2 separate regions of the Homo sapiens genome follow, and region 1 is linked to region 2. The links are chromatin contacts, found by Hi-C in ENCODE. All regions are on one chromosome and are shown on one strand. The core of a region is the stretch at or near the end of the contact, and the rest is flanking DNA. Distances in the headings are between cores, read along the strand shown.

What was found. Hi-C counts contacts between places; a loop is a spot of excess contacts on that map.
Region 1: a loop to region 2 is called in a map of heart right ventricle, with 4 times the contacts of the local background. The contact joins the enhancer-like site here to the promoter of ASB4 in region 2. A Hi-C loop is called at or near these places in 3 of 168 maps with a recorded cell type or tissue (PC-9, heart right ventricle and posterior cingulate gyrus).

What each region holds. Positions count from the first base shown.
Region 1 is chr7:95,548,469-95,551,168 of GRCh38, reverse strand. It overlaps a transcript of ASB4 not described here. Among named protein-coding and RNA genes, the nearest start is that of PDK4, 47 kb to the left of the region's middle. Within about 2 kb of position 1,253, at least 18 of the 41 ENCODE cell types and tissues checked have a DNase peak (open chromatin) inside an H3K27ac peak, as active enhancers do; they include PC-9 and heart right ventricle, where a contact is called at or near this core.
Region 2 is chr7:95,484,562-95,487,381 of GRCh38, reverse strand. ASB4 (ankyrin repeat and SOCS box containing 4) reads right to left here and starts at 1,439. Exons shown (of 5, transcript NM_016116.3): 1 at 1,224-1,439. The coding sequence starts at 1,410.

The sequences.
Region 1 (2,700 bases), core at 4-2,503, 64 kb before region 2:
TGTCTACTAAAAATTCAAAAATGAGCCTGGCATGGTGGCATGCGCTTGTAGTCCCAGCTATTCGGGAGGCTGAGGCAGGAGAATTGCTTGAACCTGGTAGTTGGAGGTTGCAGTGAGCCAAGATCACACCATTGCACTCCAGCCTGCGTGACAAAAGCGAGACTTTTATTTAAAAACGCATGGTTGATTCTTCCCAGTATTATTATAGAGGAAAAAACATGGTAAATATTTAATTTTAGAGCTGGGGCCAAGTTGAAGACACCAAGGATTTAAGAAAACTTTGGGGAAGGGGTTGGAAAGACATCCTGTACATGGAAGAGAAGAGTCAAGTTTTTTCTCAACATTGCCTGCACTGGCTGAATTTCAAGTAACCTTTGCCGTCCTTGCTGAAGCTAAAGCAGAGGACTAATGAGGAACAGCAACAACTCAGACTCTTCCTGGGCAAATGGACAAAGTTGTTGACTATTTTCCTTGGGTTCTACCTCAAAGATCCACGGCCTGAGTCTCTGAGATGCAAAACAAATGCAAGCAGAGGGAACATATTTGCATTTGGGTTTGGACAACAAGATTACAGGTGCCCAAAGAGGTATAGCGAGCTCCAGCAATAATTTTTCGACTGATCAAGAGATTAAGAAGTGCAGGGAAACAGTTTCAGGTTTGCTTTTGAAGGCTAGAGGAGCACAGAGGGGCGGTAATAACTCAGCACCACACAGTGTCCCCTTCCGAGACAGGAGAGAAGCCTTGCTTGTCTATTCTTGGCACTGATCAGACTCTCTTATAAGTTTCTGGCAACCTCCCAGAGAGAACGGCGTGTTCCCTGCTGAGTGTATAAAGGGCTTGGAAAACATGTTTGTGTGTGCAACCCTGTGGGCAGGGCCTGGCTTAGTCTCTCTGTGTCACATAGTTCCTCTCTGGAGTGTCAGGAGGCAGCCTTGGACTTTTAGACCTGCTGTGCAAGTCTTCAGAAGCTAAGATAGTCCCCAGGTCCAGTCTGTGTACGTTGCTGTGTTTCCATCATCATGGAAGAGATAAATTTTTAGGGAACCTGGATGTTCCTGTAAACCATGGTTCATAAAGTATTCTGTTGCAAGGAGTAAATACAGGTTGGATTTCAGCTAACCTCCTATTATGGTCACAAAGCCTTCCTTTGGAAACTTGCACCTGTTTTGCCCAGTGAGATTTGGCCAGGCATGATTACTCACCCTGTGGGAACTAAGATAACACAGATTAACACCAGTGCTCCTTGCTGCCATCTTGGAGCTAGTGACTCACTCCCTGCTCGTCAAACTCCCTTTTCAGAAGAGTGAAATTTGAGCAGAAGGAAGGATTAGTCAGCTTGGCCTGACAAGCCCCTAAGGAAGCTCCTAGGGTTTCCAGTAAACAGAAAAGGGGTCTTTAGAGAAATTGTGAGCTCCTAGACCCTCTGGGCAGGCAACCTAGGTCCACCTGTCAGAGTCTAATAACAAACAGCAACCAAAATATTTTAGAGTATCTTAAAAACAGACTGTAAGATTTCATCATTACAGACCTGTTCTTGTGAACAACGTAAATCCATTTTAAAAATGGAGTCTCGGCCGGGCGCGGTGGCTCACGCCTATAATCCCAGCACTTTGGGAGCCCAAGGCGGGCGGATCACGAAGTCAGGAGATCGAGACCATCCTGGCGAACACGGTGAAACCCTGTCTCTACTAAAAATACAAAAAAATTAGCCGGGCGTGATGGCGGGCACCTGTAGTCCCAGCTACTAGGGAGGCTGAGGCAGGAGAATGGGGTGAACCCGGGAGGCGGAGCTTGCAGTGAGTGGAGATCGCACCACTGCACTGCAGCCTGGGCGACAGGGCGAGACTCCATCTCAAAAAAAAAAAAATGGAGTCTCCTATGGAACTTTCTGGAATGGAATCTAGTGAAATTCCTCCATCTTCCAATATTTCAGGCACTTTAACCACTTTCTTAATATGGTCTAGCACTGTAGTTATCAAGTGCACTCTCTTTCTATATCCCCATCCTCCCGTAACTCTCTCCTAAGTGTCAGGGATTTACTGGACATCCCCATCCTGCTATCCCATAAGCCCCTCAAAATCAACATGTCCAAAATTAATTTTGTCATAAGAAACAGGATAGCATAATGGTTTTAAAACAAAGCAAAACACACAGGCATTGGTATGCAAGTGATTGAGTTTGAATCCTGCCTCTACCTTTAATTACCTGTGAGATCCTAGGCAATTGCATAATCTGTCTATACTACAGTTTAATCGTCCATAAAATAAAAATAATAGTATTTTCCTCATAGGGTTATAGTAAGAATTAAATAAATTAAAGCATGTAAAGGAATTAGCATCATTATATTTTCCATGTCAGGTTTGCTATAAATAAGAGTTAAAAAATGAATGAAGCAACACAGTTAATGCTTAATCTAATACTTAGTCAAGCTACTGGTAACAAAAAACTCAAAACATGAAATACAGATTTGAGAAGTCCAGATTTCAGCAGCAATTTTGATAATTAGTAACTAGACCTTGATTAACATAACTTTTCTAGTCCTCATTTCCTCATAGTCAAAATAGGGATGGCACTAATAGCTACCAACTGTGGGGTGTTGACTATGTGTTAGGTACCATTGCTGAGTACTTTATAAGCATTACAAATAATAACACAAAAGTTTAGTAATCATTTTGGAATAATCACTGATGGACAATATAA
Region 2 (2,820 bases), core at 190-2,689:
TGAACAAAATTATAAGATGAAAGCAATCTGATTATATAGTATACAAATTTTCTAACAGACCCCATAAACTTTTTAAAAAATAGATCCCTTCTTTGTCTTCCCATCAAAATATTAATGCCATTAATGCCAAAATATTATAAAGCCCTTGAGTAAAAATCATAAACATAGTAACTAGCCTGAGCTCTTCTATATGTCCCTCAGAACTGACAATCGGAGGACAGTAAATTAATGAAGAAATATATACTGTACCATTAGCATTTGTATCTGGAAATGTATTATACTGATGATTTATAGATGGCCAGAAATCATTTTTAAACATTAAAATAATGACTGTCTCTAAATGCTATACACAAGACCTTAGCATCTATATTGTATTAAACATTAGTGATGTTGAGCAGCATGTTTGCAGTATGCTCGCCAGATGATCTAACTACTCACGTTCCCCCAATTAACCAGTTGATTTGGGAAATCAGAATCAGTGGAACTCTAATTCATTTCTGATTTATTAAGCATGGGTTCCAGAAAATTCCTTGGTAAAAAAAAATTGGTCTAATTTTTGTTTTCCTTAGGTCGTTATAAGACAGATATTCTGTATTAAACACATCTACAATTTTGAACAATTATTGTAGTCCAGGAAAAAAGTTAACTTTTTGGTTTTGCTGAATTCAGCTTTTGTGCCTGAACTGAAAACTCATTAAAATGAAGAAGACCATGAAGGTGCCTGTGGCACCGCTTTATCCATTTATTAACCCTCCAAATGTTGGGGAGATTCCTCTTTTTCATCCACATGGACATAGAGAGGATATATCTTTAAGTAGCTGTTAATGGAGAATTAGCAGCGTGTTCTTAAACCAGGTACATTGTCTAAGATAGGGTTTCAACAATCTGCTTAGCCATAATCTAAAAATGTTTTCTTCCTTCTATATCATCATAGTCAGAAGAAAAGTTAAAAACAGAGAGAGTGCATTGCTAAAAATGATTGTCTGGGATTTCAAGTCCTAGGCCCAAGGGTGGGAAAAGAAAAGGAGAGACACGACTTATACATATATATCAGCCCACAATGTGTTTTAGTTTAAAAAGAAAGAAAATATCAATTTAGAAATATTTTTTAAATGAATACTTAAAGAAACAATAAAAACTACTGTTTAGAGTGGATAACTGACACTGTGCATTTTTTTAAATCATTTTCTAACAGTTCTACAATAACACCTATATGTTTTTACCTTGTTTATAAGATGCCAAAACCATATTCTCATCTTCGACTTCAAAAACAGTGTCCACATCTATTTGCCTTTGGATCAAAATAGCCTTCAATTTTCCGAAGTCATTGGACTTTAGCGCCTCAAGGAAATTTCTCTTAACTAACTTGGCAGCTCCAGATTTAGTGACAGGGGCAGTGGTGCCGTCCATCCTTCCTCTCCCTCTGGAAGCTTTGTTGTGATTTATCGAGAGAACAGCACCGAGCAAACAGGCGCATGCTGGAGAGTCCACAAACTGTCGGCTAATTTTATCCCAAAGTTATGCTGATCCGTTCTATTTATATAGGGATCATTTCAAACTTCAAAATATCCTTCTTGGCTGTCACTACATTTTCAGGTCCTTTAAACTGGTTATATATTAACTGATCCATTCAGTAATATATAGTGTCAATATGAACGAAAGCCCCCGTGATACATTTCCAGGCATGAAATGTCACAATTATTTCTTATATGATCAAAGTAATAATATAAGATTTAAAAGCTCTTAATGCTCTTTTTTTCCCCTCAATAAAAACATCTGGTGCCTGGCTGGAGATCCAGCGTCTTGCTCTGACAAGCCAATATCCAAAAATGAAAATCTGTTACAGTTGTGGATACATTTGCTTCTAAAAACCTGTAATAATTTTGCAATATGAGCTTGTAAAATCAACCATTGTCATACATATCTGAAGACAAACAGGAGGTTTTCAAGTGACCTAGACTTGAAAAATTTTAATATGAAAAGCTGGGAAGGGAGGAGGTGGGGAGACGGTCCGGGGCAGGGACTCTTTTAGGTAAAAAAGAAACTGAAGAGATAAAACATTTAAATGCAACATGTGAATGAACTTTATTGAATCCTGTTTTTTAATCAGCTAGAAAAGACAGTATTGTGGAACTATAAATGTGGACTAGATATTACTTGACAATATAGAAGTGTAATGATAAATGTGGTTATGTAAAAAAAATTCTTACTCTTAAGTGATACATTAAGGGATAAATTGTCATGATGTCTAAAACTTCTTTAAAAATAGCTCAGAAATGCAGACAGATAAATAGATGTGTGTGTATGTGTATATACATATATATACATATATACACATATATATACATATATACATATATACACATATATACACACACATATATACATATATACACATATATACATATATACACACATATATATATGTGTGTGTAAATAGAAACAGAGAGATAGCAAGTGTGGCAAAAACTTAAAGACTTGGTGAATCTAGTAAGGGATATATTGGTATCCATTACATTATTCTTTCAGCTTTTCTGTAAGTTTGAAATTTTTCAAATAAAAAGTTGGAGAGAAAAGTATACACTTAATTTTTCTTACATAAAATCATTAAAAATTAGGAAAATTATAATAGCAAGTTCTAAAGAGAATGCAAATAAATTGCATTTTTATATGTCGTTTGTGGAAGTCAAAACTGGTGCAAACTTTCTGCAGAATAATTAAAAACATGAATTTTTAAAAACTTACAATGATACTATTTGATTCTTAGAATTTACTTAAGCATGTAAATGATGCAAATCACAACATAATTTTAAACTTATT